Linked DNA regions of Homo sapiens: region 2 is linked to region 1. A link is a contact called in ENCODE Hi-C data. All regions are on one chromosome and are shown on one strand. The core of a region is the stretch at or near the end of the contact, and the rest is flanking DNA. Distances in the headings are between cores, read along the strand shown. Region 1 overlaps LOC101928438 (a long non-coding RNA gene). Region 2 overlaps LOC101928438 (a long non-coding RNA gene).

Region 1 (6,567 bases), core at 2,481-4,980:
GATAGGTAGTTTTTTTTATCCTCATCCTTCTCCCACCCTCCACTTTCAAGTAAGCCCCAGTGTCTTTTGTTCCCCTCTTTGTGTCCATGTGTACTCCGTGTTTAGCTCCCACTTATAAGTGAGAACATGCTGTATTTGGTTTTCTGTTCCTGCATTAATTTGTTTAGGATAATGGCCTCCAGCTGCATCCCTGTTGCTGCAAAGGACATGATTTCATTCATTTTTATGGCTGCATAGTATTCCATGGTGTATATGTACCATATTTTCTTTATCCAGCCCACTGTTGATGGGCATCTAGGTTGATTCCATGTCTTTGCTATTGTGAATAGTGTTGTGATGAACATATGAGTGCATGATTCCTTTGGTTGTATATCCAGTAACAGGATTGCTGGATCAAATGGTAGTTCTGTTTCAAGTTCTTTGAAAAAACTCCAAACTGCTTTCCACAATGGCTGAACTAATTTACATTCCCACCAGCAGTAAGTGTTCCCTTTTCTCTACAACCTCACCAACATCTGTTATTTTTTGACATTTTAATAATAGCCATTCTGACTGGTGTGAAATGGTATCTCATTGTGGTTTTGATTTGCATTTCTCTAATTATTAGTGATGTTGAGCATTTTCTCATATGCTTGTTGGCCACATATATGTCTTCTTTTGAGAAGTGTCTATTCATTGTAACTACTAAAATTGCACATGGAAATGACACAGAAGAGTTATGATTATATCATTTGTTCCCTAATGGTCACTCTTGAGATTCAATATGAAGTTATTATTTGATCTTGTCCACAAGGAAATAAGAATATTATTTCACTCCTACCACCTATGAGGAAATTCAGCCTTTCTTGGACCTCTGCTGAAAAAATGAGTCCTCAGAAAGTCAAAGCCTCATCTGTAAGATGATTTATAGAAATTTAAGGAACAGAGTCTTGAGATCTGGGAATAAACTGAATACTTTTGAAAACAGTTTAAATAATATTCTCATTCCATTACCAGAAATGATTGATTACTTCTGAATATGTAATAATTTTCCAGATTATCTTCCACAACTGTAACTTTTACCCTGGAAACTGGACTCTTATTATAGAATGGCACTGTGACAACTGAGTTTTCTTTAGACAGTAAGTGAATTGACAGTTACTTTGTATCAACCAGACATTTAAATATTTATGTGCAAAATCATAATTATGTAAACATTTGACAAAATATTCTAACCCAGAATACACACTGAAGAGAATATTCCTGAATCATTTCTTCTGACTTACTGACCAACTATCACATTTGTTTAATATATATAGGCTCTGATCTTTTGATTGGGTCAATTTCATATTTTCCAGGTTTAGTCAGATTTCAAATTTGAATCAATTCCTTAAATTAACTTTATAATCAATTGTCACATCTCTTTTCATTCAGAAAGAAGGAGGGCAGAAGTTAGAACTCCAACAAACTCACAGTAAGTTGCTTACCCACTCTGGAATTAAATTCTTCATTTGTAAAATCGTGTAGGTGGGGGAGGGAGGAATTCTGTAAAATTCTATGAGTACTGCTAGCATTTGAAATCATTTTCATTTTCTTGATTCTTCTCTCAACTTTTCATCCCTATTTGTCTCTTGATTACCACTCAAAAATCCTCTCATTTACCTTATTAATTCCCTTTTCCATTCTCTTCAGTGGCCTTTCAAAACTTTCTCTTCCTCTAGGTTCCTAAAATCCCCAATCACAAGACTCCACTTCTAGTTAGCTACTTTTCTGAGAAAACTGGAGCCATTTGAAGTGTTTTTCTTTGTACTTCCTTTCTCTTCCCCTCTGAATTCCTTCACACTGTATATTGTATTTTGCCTTTCAATCTTTGGCTCCAGGATGAAATGAATGTCTCTCCTTCTGGCAAGGTCATGTCCTTCACCTTTACTCTTGATCATGAACCCTCCCAAATCCTTACTTCCTTGCTCCTTCCATTCTTTTTCTTGAATCTTTGATTCCTCCAGACCAGTGATCTCTTCTTCTGCCTCCTCATGTAGATGAAGTCTTTAAAAATAAACAAACAAACCAAACCTTCTCTGGACTCTGCCCCCTCCCACAAGTTTCCTCCTCTTATCATCCCTTCAAAACCCAAACTATTAGAAGAGTGGTCTACCTTTGCTTTCTACATTTCTTCACTTGCTCTTACTCACAAATTCCCTCTAGGATCACAAATGACCTCCTACACACCAGACCAACTTCATTCTCTCAAGCTTCCTATGACATTTAAAACTATTGATGGCCTTATGCCTCCTGAAACCCTCCATTCCTATGGTTTTTCTTTTGACCCTGTACTATCCTGCTTCTCCTGTGAATGTCCTGGCCATGCCTCCTCTGATTATTCTTGACTCTCCTGCCCTGTGACACAAGCTCTTCACTATGGTTTTAGCCTTAGTCCTCCTCTCTGCATCCCCTCTGTCTATCCATTCATAATCCACTTCTTTGGGACTCTGTTGACACCTGAATCTCCTGTCCAAAAGTTCTCTCCCAAGCTCCACGCGTACATCTCTACCTGAAAGATAACTTCACCCATAACACTAGAGTTTCCTCAAAGGCACAAACCTTATTTTACTCATTTTTGTACTTCAACCTCTCACCTCCGCCATCCAGAGCCTAAAACAAGGTTTAGGAACTCAATAAACATTATTTAAGCAGAACAAAACAGTACTTCCCTACCAGCACATGAAACTCAACCAACATGAAATTAACAGCGGTCTGGTCCTTCTGACTTTCCTATTTCTCTTAATAGGACTTTCCTATTTCTCTTACCAACTTCTAATCCCCAGAATTTAAAATCTGAGCTTCAACTTTGACTTGTTCTTTTCCCAGTCCCTTGTATCTAATAAATTATCATATGTTGTTGATCCTGCCTTTGTTATATGTTTTACATCTATCCACTCATTTACCTTCCTTCTATCATATCCTCAAAGCTTTAATTACCTCCCACATATTTTCTTGTAATAGCTTCCAGAATCAGTTCCTCCGTCTCTCCTACATACTACTACCAGATTAATCTTCATGTAATATACTTCTCATATATTACTCCACACCTCAAAAATTCTTAATATTTATCCCTTGCCTAGCAATTACAAATGTCTTTCCTTAGCATCCAAAGTTCTTCATAATATGGCCCCCAAAATGCCTACATGCTTGGAAGGACTAGAGATCTACTCAAGTTACCTCAAAAAAAAATTTTTTTTTTTTTGAGATGGAGTCTTGCTCTGATGCCCAGGCTAGAGTACAGCAGCACAATTTTGGCTCACAGCAACCTCTGCCTCCTGGATTAAGCGATTCTCTTGCCTCAGCCTCCTGAGTAGCCGGGACTACAGGCGCGCACCACCACGCCTGGCTAAGTTTTGTATTTTTAGTGGAGATGGGGTTTCGCCATGTTGGCCAGGCTGGTCTTGAACTCCTGACCTCAGGTGATCTACCTGCCTCAGACTCCCAAAGTGCTGGGATTACAGGCATGAACCACACCATGCCTGGAATTTTCTTTTTTAAGAGACATAGTCTTGCCATGTTGCCCAGGCTAGTCTTGGACTCTTGTACTCAAGTGATCCTCCTGCCTCAGCCTCCCCAGTAGCTGGAACTACAGGCATGCACCACCACACCCAGGTAAGAAAATGTTTTAAAGCACACTCATTGTTCAATTGATAACTGTCAGAAAACAAGAAAGCTCTAAAACTCAACCACTCTCTCTTTCTATCCGTGTTGCTGCTTCTCCTTTCAGTTTCCCTTCTATTACTCTGCTTCCTCTGTTTATGCAGTTTCCATTCTCTGATAGTTTCGGCTAACACAGCACAATGTGGTCACTCCCAATACCTTTTAAACCTTGATAACTCTCAACACTTCCTTGTAGTTTCTGCCCCCACTAATTGGTTCAGTCTCTTAATTTACCAATTCCAAATGGCCCGTCTTTTCATGCTAGACCATAGAAATGTCACAGAACAGCCTATGGATGATGGGTACTTGGATCAGAAGCCCGCTCTATTCCAATCAGCTGTGATCCAATCACATGGGGAATGGGCAGGATAACAGGTTTAGAGAATAGACTCATTGGAAGCAGGGCCCTGAGCAGAAGAGATTCTTTGAGAAGGAGGTGGGGAAGAGCAAGCAATGTTCAACACCTCCAGGGCATTACATTTTCCTGCCTACCTATTCTCCTACAAGCACACCACACTCCTTTCAAAGTGGAATTGCTATCTCCCAAACCCATTCCACAATTCATTATCCCATGCCTTTGCTCACACTGTTCTCTCTGCTTTGAATAATCTCTAACCCTGTCTTATCATCTCAAAATGTACTAGCCAAAGGATGTGAGTGGATATAGAAGTAATTCAGAGAACAGTCAATGTACAACAAGAAAAGAAAGCTATAAAAAATTAATTGAGCACAAAGAAACAAAACTAAAAATAATGTGGGATATTGCCAATTAAATTAGCAAAAATAAATTTAGAATGATTAATGTACATTACGAGAGTTTTATTTCTTCCTATAAAATATAGCTAAGGGTAAATGCATTTAACTCATGTCAAAATTCCACAAAAATGTCCGAATATAAATAAAAAGAAGATGACCACATCTAATATCAAGAACCTTGAAAATAATAGCACCATATCAAGTAGTATTGAGAATACAGTATGGCTGATGATATTGCAAAATAGTAGAACACTTTTAGAAAGCAATTTACCAACATAATTCATTTTGGAAAGTACAGAAAAAATTAAACAGGAAAACAAAATTCCTTTCCAATTTGATCATCTAGAGAAAATCACTTTTAACATTTTGGTACACAGCATTCCATAGTCTCATATTATATATATTTTTTATTCTTTTTCTTTTTTTAAATAAAATTTGCATCAAACTAGGTATACTGTTAATTCTGAGTATCATGAACCTTTGCCTATGTCATTAACAGTCTTAAAAAAACGTTGTTTTTAATGGTTGCGTCGTAATTTATTACATGAATAGGTGAAGACAGATTTTTAACAAAAAACTCCTAATGCTAGACTTCAGATTTTGTCTTCTTTTTCATTATTACTGAAATACTGTAATGACCATCCCTGTATGTAAATCTTTTATGCACACCTCTGATTATTCTCTTAAAATAAATTCTCAGAGTACAAATATTTAAAAGAATTTTTAAAAAGTACTTCTAAATGTCAATTTAACCAAAACTGTGACCTGACAGTAGAATAAGAAGGGCAGGAAGGAGGAATAGATAGTCTAAGAAAACTAAAGCCCCACTATCCATAGTGGAAAGTCATTGGTGCATAAAATGAAGGAGTTTTAAAGTTAATATAAGTCTGTTGTTTAGAAATAAGGAGGTGAAAAACTTAATAAAGTGGAACAGTGAACAGGAATCAGGTGTGGGAAAATATGCCACAGGACACTGCTGTATTCATCATAAGTCTTATTTGTTTTGACTTTTTAAACTATGCATTTATGTTGGTTTGATAAAGATACAAATCAAATTAAAAATAAAAACCAGCAGTACCATTCAGATGTGAAATATAGCAGATATACAAGTTAGTTTAAGTGTCCACAATTCTCATAATTACAGAGGAATATATATAAATACATATATATATGCTACAAAGACCTTAAATTGATAATTTTGTGAATTTTTACAAAGAATCCTCTGTAAACCAAGCATGTGCTGTGACAGATACAAATAAATACTCTATTTTTTATGCTTTCCAGAGATAAAACAATTATTATCAACAGTAGAAATAATCTCTCCACATGGCTCAGCTAAGTAATATTTAAAAATTACCTATGCAGAAAACCATCAAGTTTCCTCTTAAAAATTTATAAAAATAGAGGCAAGTTAACATACCAGCTATTCAAGGTAAAGTTTAAGAAAGTAGTGAATTTTTCTTTAGAAAAACTCTTTCATTTTTTCGCCTACTAGAGAACATGCTATAGGCAGTCCTCACCAAAATAAAAAATTGGAAAAATAACAGGAAAACTAGCATAGTGGGAATAAATGAAGATTTAGAGACCTTAATTCCCAGGAAACTTTGTCATAGATCTTGCCATTTGTACTTGATAAATGTTTATTTCTTCTTAGTTCACTTTATTCCTGTCCCAGGAAAAGAGAAGTTCTATCACACCTCAGAATATTAGTACCTGCAGAAAAAAATCCTCATAGTGGCCCCAGACCCAAATTATTCCCCACAACGTGGAGGGCACCTGTATAGTAAATAATAAATCAGGTGAGTCTCCACTACCCAAAATTGTTGTTTTTGTCTCCTTCACCAAGTAGTACACAAAATGGAGCTTTTAGAGCCAGACTCCTGTCTCTTGTTCCTTCCTCATAGTCTTTTTCTGTCCTTTTCCTCCTCACCACTCCACATTTTTCCCTTAATATTTTCCACTTCTTTCTTTCCCCAAACCTCATTTCTGGGTTTTCCCTCTTTCTCTCCTACGACCTCACCCCCACTCCATCCACATCAAAGAACTGAGGTGAGGAAGGAGAACGTTTCTTGCTCTTCCTCTATTTCCCTACATGAAAAATAACTGTAAATTTTACCTCTGGGTAATAGA
Region 2 (6,567 bases), core at 2,601-5,100, 42 kb before region 1:
CATTCTTACACGTTGCTAGTAGAAGCATAATTTGGTACAACCATTTTGGAAAACAATTTGGCATTACCCATATATTTGAAGAGATACACACCAATGACCCGACAGAATTACTCATGCATTATAAAGAAACTCTTAGACATTTGTAATAGAAATTGTGTTATTAAAATATTCTTTACATTACCATTTACAGTAGGAAAAACTGGAATTTGCCCAAATGTTTATCATGGACAATAAGTTGTGGTGCATTCATATAATGAAATACTTGACAACAATGTAGATGAATACAATATAACACAATGACATAGAAAAAACATAGGGATTTAATACTGGGTGAAAAAACAAATTACAGATAAATGTGTTCACATTTTTTAGTCCATTTAAATATTGATTAAAATATCCACTAAACTGTATGCTCTTTAGGAATATAACCAAATATGGTAAAATTATAAAGAGAACTAAGATACAATAAACACAAGATTTAGGAGGGTGATCACATGGCCTCTGTAGGGGTAATGAAGAGGATGAGGTGGGAAATAAGAACACAGAGGCCTCCAAAGATAATAGCAATGTTCTTTATCTTAAATTGAATGATAGGCATATGGGTGTTAATTTATGATGATTTCGTATAACTTTTATAAATTTTTGTACATATATTCAACATTTAATACACAGTTTTTTAAAAAGAACATCTGCTGACACATAAAAATACATGATATTCTGTTAAAATGATCATTATAAATAATACACGGTAGTGGCATGGAAACATGCTTTTGATATATTATTTAAAAATTAGAAAAGAAAATTATGTATCAAAAAATATGATTACAACAACACAAAAATTATAGTTATAAATGGGCATGAAGCAAGGGAAAATAAAGACATGATTTTTAGTTTTTCTTCTTTATTTCTATCTCCATTAATGTGGTCATAATTCTGTGCCAATAATGAAATGATATATTTAAAACAGAAAATTGATGCTCTAAACAGGTCTCCCATTAAAGCTATTTAGACTATGGGCCAAATAATCAAGGTACCACCATTCACCTGGTGGCAATTTATCTCCACTGCAAAGTAGCCAAGGGAAAAAAATCAATGTCCTTATTGCTGCATTTGTGAGCCTTGCTTTATATAACAACCAAAACATGCCTCATCAGCCTCCCTCATCCATGTTACCTTCATCCTTGCAGCCATAGAAACACAGCACCTACAGCACCTAGACAGCTGAGAAAGGCCACAAAATCTTCTCGAAAGCCAACTCTGCAATCCAATGACCTCATTTTGTAAAAGGCATTGATAGTAGTTCTACAAAAGAGAAAAGTTATGATCAATTTATTCTTTGTTACTAATGGACAAAGAGAGAAAATATAACTTAAGGAAGCTGTATCAGGTTCTATTTGATTTGCAACCAAAACTGTTCTTACTATTCTGCATTTAAGTGTCATGGATAATTCAAAGTCATTAGAGACACATAATCTCAACCACATTAAGAAATAATCTAAATGTTTTTAAAAGTGATACAAAAAGTAGTGAGGAGTATTATTACTTCCAGTTGTACCTGCCCAAATATTTAAGTTTGCAAAAGAATAGAAAACGAAGTGCAAATTATTGATGGTGTTGAAATGACTTTAAATCACAACTGAAGTGTTCATACCATCAAACTTGGAAGGAAAAAAATCAATACTGCTATATTGAAGTTAAGAATAAATTAGAGGCATGTAAAAGTCTGGAATAACAATATGCTATAAAAATTACTGATATAAAAATATGCCATTTAACAAATTTGATACTACAGAGGCATAAAATTCTACATAGAGTCTGGAAGCAACCATGTGAACATAAGGAGGTAGCTGGGGTAGTGCCAACATGGTTAATTCAGAAAGAAACTCAAATTTATAACTGGTTAGGTTTAATTTCTGTTTTGAAGATAAATTACATGCCAGAAATCTATATGCTTCCATTTTTTCTACTGATATTTAAAGGTAAAAACTGGACAATATAAAAAATATATTTTCAGTAAATATTTTCCCTCTTTTCTCCCTCAAATCTCATGAATACCTCAGTTCACACACATATGCACACACACACACACACACAGACACACACACATTTAGATGCATACCTCCCAAGCTAGATTTTCAGTAATGAACAGGTTACCAACTATAATGTAATATATAGGTAGAAAATACAGTAATTGTTTAAAAACTACTTGCATAATTTCGGTGTTTAAAAGAATGTTCAAAGATTTTTAAAGAAATTTATTTATGAAAAGTTGGAAAAGAAGCCTAAGTTGATTGACAGTTTGGAGTTTGTGTTTCCACCATCTGATCATAGCCAAAATGCAAATGCGATTAAGTTCTGAAAGACAGGAATTGCAAAGTGTCTGCAGCTTATTAGAATCTTCCCTCTAGGTACCATTCAGCAAGGGCATCAATCAAAGGTGACCCCCCCGCTTATTGTGATAGGAGCCTCTTAGATTAAGGAAGGGGAAATATCTGGTTTATTGGTGGAATTATTATTGAAAGATCAGATTCTAAATTCATGCCTGGGATCAACAGGAAAAAGAACAGAGGTGGTTTATCTCACGGTATGGCATACAAGGAGAAAATGATGGCAGAGGTGCCATATCTTTGTCCTAAGCAAATTCTGCAATTACCTGCATCATTAGGAGATGAAACACACTCACACACATATACACATACATTTACAAGTACATTTCTTCATGTACATAAAAGTTACATAAATGCAAAACCCAATGTGTATAATCATTCAACAAAGATATTCAGCAGCTCATTTAGAAAATCAATTTTTATGCATCCATTTGACAAACTGAGTCATAATTATAAGTACCACACGTTGTTCTAGGCACCTAAAGATACAAAATAAGAAGAATTGGTCATGCTCCAATCTTATTCACAATCTAAACTAAAAGATATAAAAATCATCTAGTGGAGGAATGTACAAAGTATTATGAAGGCATAGAGAAAAAATAACTAACTCTTCCTAAAGGAACTCATAGAGCTTTCTCAGAAGAAGTGACATTTGCTTTTGGTCTTGAAAGACAGATAAGGATTTGTCAGGTGAGAAGATTGGTAAATACATTCCATTCATCAATTAATCAACAAACAGGGTCTTTTAGTTTTTCCAGGATCTGTGCATGTTACTTAGAATAGAAATACATGCCAAATTGCACATTCCAGGAGATGTAGTCTAGCAGTTTGGAGGCAGGTGAGTAAGATCCCATAAAGAAACAGATTGAAGGGAATGGTAATGGATATTGCGATTCAAAGGAATACTACAGGAAGTTATCTTACAAGATGAATAATATCTTTCTAAATCACTCTCTTGGGAGTTCTATTTCCACATGGGATGTAAAAAGCTAAAAATATATCTGTCCAACGTTCACAACAATAAAGCCGGATAGACTACAAATCAGAGCTTTTCTTGAACTATTAGAGAGTTGCAATCATAGGACAAGTAACCTGAATTCTAAGGAAAGATGGGCCCTCCAAGGAGAGCCAGGACATGACCTCTGGTTCACCTGAGCCAAAGCACCAGAGAAAGAGACACTGGGTGGAATATAAGTGGGTAAGAATTCAGCAAAAAAATTTAACTAATTGCAAAAGGTCAAATGTGACCTAGCTTTTACCTCTCTCAACTCATGGCAGCTACACTGCAACCATTTGAAATAATAGGTTTGTATAGAAAGGCAGCAGCTTATTTCAGTTCAGGAATAGCTGGGTTTTCCAACCCTGTCAGCCCCTGCATTTCTAGACTCTCTCTATTCCCTCTGTTTTTGCTCTCAAACCAGCTAATTCTTGCCTGATTTCAGCTTATTCTTGGAAGATGTTGCTTAAAACAGAAAGTAAAAGCCAAAACACGCTAGCACTCTGGCTCCTTGTAACCACTTCCCCTCAAGTACTCACATAAGGATCAAATAAGTGATCTTGTGTTCATTGAACACAAGAAAAAGTCTTCAAGTGGTTAAAAAAAAATGCTTATTGTGAGACTATACTAATTCATTAACTTCTATATATCTAAGAATCCCAATCTATTCCTATTTCAAAATCATTACTAACAGAAAACAAAACAGGACTAGAAACAAAATAGAGTACAGAAATACAACCATATATAAAGCAATTCAATGACAAAAGAAAAATCTCTTCAACGACTGGGTTGGAATAACTGGATATCCAAAACAAAAAGGGAGAGAGAAAGAACCTTGACCCCTACCTCACACCACATCCAAAAAAACCCATATGAGAAGGGTTATAGAGTTAAATGTAAATATAAAATAATACAGTTACAAAGGAAAAAAAAGTGGAAGAAAATGTTTGCAACCTTGCAATGGGCAAACATTTTTCAAGAACATACAAAGCATAAACCATAAAATAAAAACACTAATAGACTGTACTACCTAAAACTGTAAAACATTTGCTCATCAAGACACCGTCAAGAAAATAAATCACAAGCCACGCACTGAGAAAAAAAATTCAGTAGATAGATAGATATGTAGATAGAGCTATATATAGTGAATATTTTAGATATAAAAATATAAAATATATATACATTATATATTTTTATAATTTATACTTTATATATAAATTATATATATTATATATTTATACTTTATATATAAATTATATATATTATATATTTATAATTTATACTTTATATATAAATTATATATAATATACTTATATATTTTATATATTATAGATAATATATTTATGTATTATATAAATATAAAATTTATATATAAAATATAAAATATATCTATATATAGTGAATATTATGTATATATATAATATATATCTCTCTGACAAATACATTGCATATAGAACATACAAAGAAATTCTATAAATCAATAATAAAAAGACAAATCATTTTTTAAAGAAGACTTGGACAGCCACAAAAGAAGATATACAAATGGCCAACAAGCACATATAAAGATACTCAACTTTATTATTTATAAGTTTCATGCAAAGTAAAACACACACATATACACACATACACACATACATGACTGAAATTTTTTAAGAAAAGATTAACAACATCAAATGTTGGAAAGAATGTGGAGCAATCCAAATTTTCATATATTGCTGCTGGGAGTATAAAATGATGCAATAACTTTGGAAAACTGTTTAGTAGTTTCTTAAAGAGTTAAACATATGTCTACCCTGTGGCCGGGCAATTCTACTCCTAGATATTTTCCCAAGAGAAACGAAAACCTATGCTTACATAAAGCCCTATATAAAAATGTTCATAGCAGCTTTATTCATAATAGCCAAAAACTAGAAAAAACCCAGATGTACGTCAACAGGCAAAAGTGTTTTTTTAAAACTGTGGCATATTCAAAGAATAGAATATTACTCAGCGATAGAAAGAAATGATCTACTGATATACACAACATGAATGAATCTCAAAAGTATGTCCGGTGAAAGAAACAAAACACATAAGAACATATACTGTATGATTGCAGTCATAAGAAATTCTAGAATAAACTAAACTAACCTATGTGATAGAAAGCAGATCAGCAGTTGATTGGGGGGTGAATTTGGAAATTGAGTGGGAAGAAGCATGAGGGAACATCATTCTGGGCTGATAAAAATATTTTGTGTCTTAATATGCAGTTATCAAAAGTGATTGAGCTTGAAGATTTGAGCATTTCACTGTATATAAATTATACTTCAATTTTTTAAAAGGTTAATAAATGTTGTTGCTAAAGGATTAGACTTCAGTTAGTACTTCCCTAGATATAATTTCTAAAAATGTAAATTTTTCCTAAAGTCCTGGATCTGCACTGACTTTTCACATACATGAAGCTTAATTCTCCTTTTATTTCAACGAACTTTCTACGCTTAGGTTGGAGGAGTGGTCATCCTACCCATCTGAAACGTTCACCTCAAATCCTTGAGGCAGGGGGAAGTAGCATGTCAGAAGAAACTGTGAAAACAGTGGGATAAATCGGGAATATTACAAAAAGAATAGACCCACCCTACTATGGGACTGTGGTTCAGAGCTAGCTCTCCAAGTGTGAAACCACAAAAGGCAGCTATCAGAGAGTGATTCTTCACATGCACCCCCTCTGTGCACAGATGTGGAGGGGCAGTGAAAAAGTCTTGCCTTATGTTTTCAACTAACCATAAACTGAACAAGTTACCCAATTCATTGGCTTGAACTTTTTTGTTTTGTCTTTACAGCAGTCAACTTTGAATTTAATCTTGGCTGGATGAAGCCACCTGAGTTTTGCTTTTACAAAAGACTTTGCAAAGAGAGGAACACAAAGACTTTCACTTAAATGCCTTGTTTTGCAAGTGCATTAAGTCATTGGTGCCCACCTCAAGTTGGTTTTACATCCAAAAAGAACCAATTTGGCTCATAATCCCTGACAGCAGCTGGCACAAACTGAGCATACCACTACCATCTTAGAACTGAAGTCTTTGGGCATACCTGCAAAGGGAAGAAAAAGTTCCAGCCAAGGAAGTCAATAACTTCCTTTTTAATGTGCTTATTCAATGCTGAGACAAGTATTACTGGATTTTAGAGACATTTGGAATAAGAATGGAA

The links. Hi-C counts contacts between places; a loop is a spot of excess contacts on that map. Pooled maps may share reads with other maps.
Region 2: a loop to region 1 is called in a map of naive thymus-derived CD4-positive, alpha-beta T cell, with 9 times the contacts of the local background. The contact joins two enhancer-like sites. A Hi-C loop is called at or near these places in 1 of 168 maps with a recorded cell type or tissue (naive thymus-derived CD4-positive, alpha-beta T cell), 10 of 37 single-sample maps with no recorded cell type and 7 of 50 pooled maps.

Annotation. Positions count from the first base shown.
Region 1 is chr9:99,758,906-99,765,472 of GRCh38, forward strand. The region is part of intron 2 of LOC101928438 (a long non-coding RNA gene); the gene reads right to left. Among named protein-coding and RNA genes, the nearest start is that of NR4A3, 60 kb to the right of the region's middle. RefSeq lists an enhancer at 3,674-3,723. Within about 2 kb of position 3,731, at least 2 of the 41 ENCODE cell types and tissues checked have a DNase peak (open chromatin) inside an H3K27ac peak, as active enhancers do.
Region 2 is chr9:99,716,986-99,723,552 of GRCh38, forward strand. It overlaps LOC101928438 (a long non-coding RNA gene), which reads right to left. Exons shown (of 7, transcript NR_109802.1): 3 at 1,174-1,302. The region is part of intron 2 of LOC124902234 (a long non-coding RNA gene); the gene reads left to right. Among named protein-coding and RNA genes, the nearest start is that of NR4A3, 100 kb to the right of the region's middle. RefSeq lists an enhancer at 6,004-6,073. Within about 2 kb of position 3,851, at least 5 of the 41 ENCODE cell types and tissues checked have a DNase peak (open chromatin) inside an H3K27ac peak, as active enhancers do.